Regions from separate parts of the Homo sapiens genome. Here region 2 is linked to region 1. Evidence: read pairs that join two places in POLR2A ChIA-PET (ENCODE). Cell type or tissue: B cell. All regions are shown on one strand.

Evidence for each region. Peaks named below come from ENCODE experiments on the same cell type or tissue, not always from the same donor. Only the 100,000 strongest peaks of a DNase experiment are listed, where the experiment ranks them.
Region 2: POLR2A ChIA-PET joins it to region 1 with 6 read pairs; 2 of 35 experiments call an interaction of 5 or more read pairs at or near these places.

What each region holds. Positions count from the first base shown.
Region 1 is chr2:65,023,746-65,027,745 of GRCh38, reverse strand. It overlaps SLC1A4 (solute carrier family 1 member 4), which reads right to left. Exons shown (of 8, transcript NM_003038.5): 8 at 3,881-4,000. Among named protein-coding and RNA genes, the nearest start is that of LINC02576, 5.0 kb to the left of the region's middle. In B cell, no CTCF peak of the experiment used is centred here; DNase peaks (open chromatin) are centred at 455 and 1,885; H3K4me3 peaks cover 417 bases; H3K27ac peaks cover 2,225 bases.
Region 2 is chr2:64,635,750-64,639,749 of GRCh38, reverse strand. It overlaps SERTAD2 (SERTA domain containing 2), which reads left to right. Exons shown (of 2, transcript NM_014755.3): 2 at 2,875-4,000. The coding sequence starts at 2,879. The coding sequence ends at 3,823. SERTAD2-AS1 (SERTAD2 antisense RNA 1) reads right to left here and starts at 2,826. Exons shown (of 2, transcript XR_940172.3): 1 at 1-2,826. In B cell, no CTCF peak of the experiment used is centred here; DNase peaks (open chromatin) are centred at 2,399 and 3,039; H3K4me3 peaks cover 1,603 bases; H3K27ac peaks cover 3,780 bases.

The DNA.
Region 1 (4,000 bases):
TTTGTCCTTGACTCTCACTCTTAGGGACAGATTGGATTTGGGTTTTGATGGAAGAGCTGAGCTTCCAGGGAAGTATTTTAGCAGTTGATGGTTGCTTTCTTTCTTAAATCTCCATGGATATGTATACATCAGGTATCTTGTATATATCAGGCTAATGCTTTTCAGTGTGCTTTAGTGAAGTGGAAATGGGTGAGATCAGGGATTCCTGGACAAGTGACTCCTCAGCTAGCACTTTATTGAGGAAGAGACCCTGCTATGCCCACTTTCTCTGTGTGTAGGGGTGTGGGGTGTGGGGTGTGGGGGGAGGTTCTGCTAATGGGGGCTGCTCCCCTGGGGAGCCCTACAAGCCCAAGTCATCCTAGGGCTCGGCAAAGACTTGCCAGAATTTCAGTACCTCATTTTGTTGCAGACCAAAAACTGATAATAGGAAAATCATCCATGCGTCCCTGCTATGAGTGTCAAGCCACCTGTTCACGTACGTCATCCCAATGTCCTGGGGACATTTTTCTGATTTAAAAGCAAATGAAAATATTTTTGTAGGGCTGGAGCAGCGGCTCATGCCTGTAATCTCAGCACTTTGGGAGGCTAAGGTGGGACAATCGCTTTAGCCCAGAAGGTGGAGGCTGCAGTGAGCTGTGATCATGCTACCGTACTCCAGCCTGGGCAACAGAGCAACACCTTGTTTCAAAATAATAATAATAATTTTGTGGGCCCCTAAAAGCATTGTGGGCCTCAGGTCCTGCGAGTCCTGTGCCTCATGGGCAAGTCAGCCCTGACGGGGTGGAGGGAAACACCCACGCTTGGCCTCTGTCGCTCATGCTGCTAATGTGCTGGGGCACTACCCATGGGCCGTACAGAAACAGGCAGTGGGCTGGCTGTGGCCTGTGAGCCATAGTTTGCTGACCATTGCTCTAGATGACCAAGGTGTAATTAGCTGAGATAATTTCTGATGGCTCACAGGACAGCCAAGAAAAGACATGGTCATCCAAAGTGACTGGTAACCGCTACAGAGAGTCTTCCATTGGGCCCTAATTACCACCCCGCTCCTACACCCCTGGTTTTTTCTTCTCACTTTGTGAAAAGTAAAAGCGTACACTTATTAAACATAAATGGCTTGTAATCCCAGCACTTTGGGAGGCCAAGGCGGGCAGATCACTTGAGGTTAGGAGTTCTAGACCAGCCCTGGCCAACATGGCGAAACCCCGTCTATACTAAAAAAAATACAAAAATTAGCTGAGTGTGGTGGAGCAAGCCTGTAATCCCAGCTCCTCGGGAGGCTGAGGCAGGAGAATTACTTGAGCCCGGGAGGTGGAGGTTGCAGTGAACCGAGATGGCACCTCTGTACTCCAGCCTGGGTGAGAGAGCGAGACTCCATCCCCCAAAAGCAAACAAGCCACATAAGTGTATAGCTTAATGAATTATCACAAAGCAAACACCCATCCAGATCAAGAAATAGAGCATTCCCAGCACTTCCACAGGCTGCTCTCCCCGCACCTAAAGGAAACTATGAAACTGACTTCTCCCCTGTAGATCAGTTTGTTGGGTTTATAACACTGTGCTCTTTAGCATCGGGGCTCTTTCAGGCCTGACCATTGTTGTACTGTGTTTCTGGAAGGACTGAATGGAGTGGGCTACCACTCACAAGATCTCAGGGCCATGCTTTTGTCATGAGATTGGTTGTCTTAGAGGGGCTTGGAGGTGAGGAAGGCATGTGAGCAATCCAGCTAGCCAACCCAGGGTGCTCTGAGGACTAGAGAGAGAAAAGGTTCATTGATACCACAAAGTGCATAGCCACAAACACAGATGCTTTGTTAGAGGAACACCACAAATGGAAAAATCATGACTAGTGAAGCTGATTAAGGAAGTTCCTCTAGACTGCAACCCTATTGCTTTGAAACTGATTGGCCCATAACTATTAAAAGGGAAACAATTTATAGGGAAGACAGATTCAACATGCTTTACGTTCGAGTTGAGAATCAAAGCTTTTAACTGCAACTGACCCCACAGTTCAGGGCTGCCATGTTATGGCCAGGAAGGCTATGTACCGCACAACTCCTGCAAGCTCCATTCGCACAGAATACATGAATGGTGCCCTGCGGAACTGCATGCTGAGGCAGCCCCGCCTATGTAAGCATAATCAGTTGCCTAGATTCAGACCACACTTTAACTTACAATGTTGAACTTCATCAGTTATACATGTTTGGGTAAAAGGCTCTTTTTTTTTTTTTTTTTTTTTTGAGACCTCCGCCTCCCGGGTTCCAGTGATTCTCCTGCCTCAGCCTCCCAAGTAGTTGGGATTACAGGCACGTGCCACCCCACCTGGCTAAATTTTTGTATTTTTAGTAGAGATGGGGTTTCACCATGTTGGCCGGGCTGGTCTTGAACTCTTGACCTCAAGTGATCTGCCCACCCTGGCCTCCCAAAGTGCTGGGATTATAGGTGTGAGCCACCGCGCCCAGCCAAGGCTTTTCTTTTTTTAAAAAAAAACTTTTTTTAAAAAAAATATATATATTTTTTGAAACAGACTCTCACTGTCACCCAGTCTAGACTGCAATGGCATGATCATGGCTCGCTGCAGCTTTGACCTCCCAGGTTCAAGTGATCCTCCTACCCCAACCTCTGGAGTAGTTGGGACTATAGGTGTGCAGCTAATTTTTTATGCACAGCTAATTTTTAAATTTTTTTTTATAGTGACAGGGTCTTGTTTTGCTGCCCAGGCTGGTCTCAAACTCTTGGCCTCAAGCAATCCTCCTGCCTTGGCCTCCCAAAGTGCTGGGATGATGGTGTGAGCCACTGCACTCGGTCTCCCAATTTTAAATATGAGACTAAGCCATGGAGAGGTTATCATGCCCAGGGTCATGCAGCAAGCAAGCAGCAGAGCTGGGAGTGGAACCCAGACAGCCCATGGTCCTCCCTGCTACATCGCCTGTGCTATTCAGACACAATTTACAGTTCCCGTGAGCAGGTTCAAGTAGCTCATCAGATCAGCGCTCCTTCTGATCCCCAGGGAAGAGATGGTTTGAGTGTAGATTTGCTCCTCTTGGTCTGGTTACATCAGAAAACTGACTCATCAAGTACTAATCCCAACCTCCAAACACTCTCCACAACAGAGAGTCAAGGCAACCACACTCCAGGGTAAGAATCCAAATCGTTACTCCTAGCAGGCCCCATCAGGCCCCTGATCGGTGTGAACTCTCTCCTCATCCTTTGGGGATTGCCCAGAAATGAAAACCAGTTCCTGTATTATATGAAGAGCTGGAAATGTTCAGGTCAGACAGGGGATCTGTTTCTTCAGAGGTTTCCACTCTGTTTGCAGGATAATTCCTATTATAAGAGGTGTCTAGATTCCCTAATGTTGCTGGAATGTGGTGTCATTGAAAACAAGATTATATAAAAGCATGGGCGAGGTGTGGTGGTGCCATAGTAGAGGCATGGACAACTGCTCTCTTTCAGGGACTTTCCCAGAATTCTAGGGCCTGGGGCTTTCTTCCTGTTGTTCCTACTTAATGCTTGCCTTACAGTAGATGCTCAGTTAGGGCCTGTTGACCTAGTCGTTCTGACAAGACATAACTTTATGGAGGTATGTGGCAAAACCACACACTTTTTACAAGAGCCCTGCTGGTGTGGAGTGGGAAGCCCCTGAGCAGCTTGACGCTTCCCAGTTGCAAGCAGGTGGCCGCAAAAGGATCAGCGACAGCAGCTCCGGCGGTAGCACTGCCCCCTGAGCATGCCTGCCCTGACTTAGGGGCTCGTGCCTGATGAATGGAGCAAGGAAAACAAATCCCTTTAGTCACCCAAAGCCCATCTCCTAGAAGAGCAACAGCTCCTCCATCAGCAAGTGCCGCTTCAACACACAAGAAGGGAATAAAGGAACTGCAGATTCCAGTGGAAACACGGTATTCATTTCTGAGGACTGTGCTAGGTTTTAAGGCAATTGTCACATGTACAAAACAGTCAGATGAGCAGTATCTGAACAGATTTACCACAACATGTTAGAAAG
Region 2 (4,000 bases), 390 kb after region 1:
GCCTATAATATTTTGCATGGCCTGTATACTTTTTAAATAGGTGAATTCTGTAGATTCAGTGATTATTTCTAGAAAAATGCAGTATTAAAAAAGCCCTGTTGTTTGTTCTAGTAACAAGTCTTTAAAAAGACAATTCTGCATTGATGACTGTAAGAAGAGTCTACACCATCTTCCCTAAATGTTACCTCTCCTCCAGAAAACCGATAAAAATCCACAGTGGCAATAAGCTAGTTTGTTTTCGGTTGTATTTTGTTTTACACTTACGGACAGTGCTTCTCAAGCTTTCTGTGATTAGGGGCTCTCTTGGTTCCCTGGCCCCCCAATCTTTCACAGACTTCAGTAAGACACAATAAAAATAATTATCATAAAATGAAATAAAAATACAAAGTTATGGAAAATAGAAGCCCCATTTTAAAAATTCCATGTACAGACATAACAGTTACTGTGTAAATTTGCTGTAGAAGTTTCTAAATAATAAAATGTCTCTCTCTACATACCTCATCGTGGACCAGTAACAGTTCGCAGACAGGCACCATCTGTGGCCACACTTTGAGAAACACTATTTTAGAGTGTGTATGTATCTGTGTACTCACACATTTAAGTATGTTGCCATGATCACATTATAACATAACATAAATCTTAGAACTTTATATGAGAATTAAATGCACTTAGCTCTTTAGCAAAAGTGAAATTTTTCTATAAGTATTTAAATGCTTAAATTATAAGCAAATACCAATAGCATACCTGTGAATACAGTTATGTTTCAAAACCCAGTTGTCCAGTAGTACCTCTCATGCATGAAGTAGAAAACGTTTTGCAATATGAGATGAAACCACCTCCACTCTGATTCACCTTCAAGTTTAAACAGATACTTTAGATAGGAAATGTTCTATGCAAAGTAAATACACAGATGAGAATTTTAGCACTAAACAGTAGGAAATATGTCTATCACTTGAAGTATTAGACAAACCAACTGTTACTATCATAACCTTTATTGCCCTGAAGAACAATTAATTACTGGACTGGTCATTGTGATTGACATTGACAGCCATTTTTTAAATGTTAACAAAATGAGGGGAAATGTTTCATGCAAGTAACTCCACATTCTTCATAAGTATTAACAAATCTCAAGCCGATTCTGATGTTGATAGGTCGCAGCTTGTTCATCTGTCTCTTCTGGAGACCTCATGAGACATGAGGTAAGACGGTTACCCCAAGTGGCAGGCTCCATGTCTACCTGTATACTGGCCTTGAGGGCAGCATGGCCTGCTTTGTGACAAAGTATGAGAAAGAAGTTCTGTGAAGTTTATATTCCATTTAGCCTTATTTCTTTAGGTCGAGACTTGAAATTCAAAATGGTGATCAGGTGTAGGAGGGGCTATTTAGCCTCTTGAAGGCCAGGGTGTTCATGTGGGACTCCCCACTGGGCCTGGCCAAATGCCTATGACAGTGTAGATGTGGATAAGTTATTAAAGGATTGAATGAGGTGTGATCAATCAGCTGAAGCAGTTCATTAAAAGGTAAGTGGCATTTAGAAGAGAAATTGAATAACTACAAAGCAGTTGCCTGTATATGAAGACATGAGAGTGAGTCACACTGAGGACAGGATTAGCAGGAGTCCCTGAGAGTGCTGTAGCTGGAGGCGGGGACGGTGAGGGAGCAAGCATGGGCCTGGCTTCATTCGAACCACGATCCTGGTCCGAACACCAAAAGACAGGTTTCTTGTTAAATGGTTAGAAAGTGAGATCTTTGAGGCAAAGGCTAATGAACTTGAGATTGTTCTGTTTAGACAGTAGAAGTTCTGAAAGGAGGTTGTGACGATGTCACATGATCTTGGAAAGTTGGAAGGCCCACTCCCCAGAAGGTGACAACCAGTTGATAAAATGTATTCACTAAGGCCAGAGCAAGAGAGGACACAGCCTGGCCTGTGAGCAGCAGGCAAGATGGGGCAGGAGTTCCTGGCTGCAGTTTTAAAATTCAACCCATTACCAGATTCTCAGGGTCTGAGATATGAGGTCATGGTTTCCTCAAAATATGCATGTATCTCTGGAATCACAGGAGGTAGTTTGTTAGGAAATGTCTCGAGTACCCAAACAGCAATGCTTATAATCAGAGCTAATTACTTCAAAATTAATCCAGTTGTCTTCAAACATAACTGTGTGTGGATGAAGTTGAGCCAAGGAAGAACTTAGGCTGGGACATACGCATTCCTCCCCTTGATTCTAAATGAAAAGTGGCGGCGGCTCAGTCACTGTGGTCATTTAACACAGGTGCAGTGCTTCACCACATGTCCCCAACCAGGCAGAAAGACTCCGTGCTTAATGAGGAAGGAAAAGCATTTTGAAAGCACACACAGTTCTACCCAAATTATACATGTTACCTTTCTTTAACTTGGTTCTTTTAATCCTTTAAGAAGTGCTCAAGCTGTAATCTATGACACCTGTATCTGTTTAGGTCATAGCATTGTAAGTGTTTTCTTGGGCTTTAAAAATAAATCTACGTGGGGGAGGGAAATCGAACCTGCATGATAATCTTAGGCATGCGAACACAAGCACATGAGCTGAGAAAGTCAAAATCATGGTTTCCATGGTAATTCTTAACTTGTCTGTGTCGTACACATTTCTCAAGAAATACACTCACCAGACTACCTAGTGATAAAAATTGCTCCACAGGCATACAAAGGTGGATTTTCTAACTCTCTCTTATTGTAAAAGGTCTTCCTTCCTCCCACCCCTAATTAATCCACGTGTACTTGTAAATAACCCTGGGCAGGAAACTGAGGTCCAAGTCCTGCCCTCTAAATCAGTCTCTTTTTTTATGGGAGAAATCAGCTTTCATGTGATTAATGCCATTTCCTCTCTCTCCCCTCTGCAGATATATGTTGGGTAAAGGAGGAAAACGGAAGTTTGATGAGCATGAAGATGGGCTGGAAGGCAAAATCGTGTCTCCCTGTGACGGTCCATCCAAGGTGTCTTACACCTTACAGCGCCAGACTATCTTCAACATTTCCCTTATGAAACTCTATAACCACAGGCCCCTGACAGAGCCCAGCTTGCAAAAGACCGTTTTAATTAACAACATGTTGAGGCGGATCCAGGAGGAACTCAAACAGGAAGGCAGCCTGAGGCCCATGTTCACCCCCTCCTCCCAGCCCACCACCGAGCCCAGCGACAGCTACCGAGAGGCCCCGCCGGCCTTCAGCCACCTGGCGTCCCCGTCCTCCCACCCCTGCGACCTCGGAAGCACTACGCCCCTGGAGGCCTGCCTCACCCCGGCCTCACTGCTCGAGGACGACGATGACACGTTTTGCACCTCCCAGGCCATGCAGCCCACGGCTCCCACCAAACTGTCACCTCCAGCCCTCTTGCCAGAAAAGGACAGTTTCTCCTCTGCCTTGGACGAGATCGAGGAGCTCTGTCCCACATCTACCTCCACAGAGGCGGCCACGGCTGCGACTGACAGTGTGAAAGGGACCTCCAGCGAGGCTGGCACCCAGAAACTCGACGGTCCTCAAGAGAGCCGCGCAGATGACTCAAAACTGATGGACTCTCTGCCTGGGAATTTTGAAATAACGACGTCCACGGGTTTCCTGACAGACTTGACCCTGGATGACATCCTGTTTGCTGACATTGATACGTCCATGTATGATTTTGACCCCTGCACTTCCTCATCAGGGACAGCCTCAAAAATGGCCCCTGTGTCTGCCGACGACCTCCTCAAAACTCTGGCTCCTTACAGCAGTCAGCCTGTCACCCCAAGTCAGCCTTTCAAAATGGACCTCACAGAGCTGGACCACATCATGGAGGTGCTTGTTGGGTCCTAAGACCCAGGGACCCAGCGACTATGCCCACCCAGACCCCAGAGCGTTCCCATAACCCTGACAGTTCTCCACACTGTGCATGCACCCTTGCTTGCCTTTTTCAGAGAAAAAGAAAATTTTACAACAGGATCACACTAGTTTTTGCTTTGAGCAGAGTTGGAGTGCCTTCATCCAAGTATG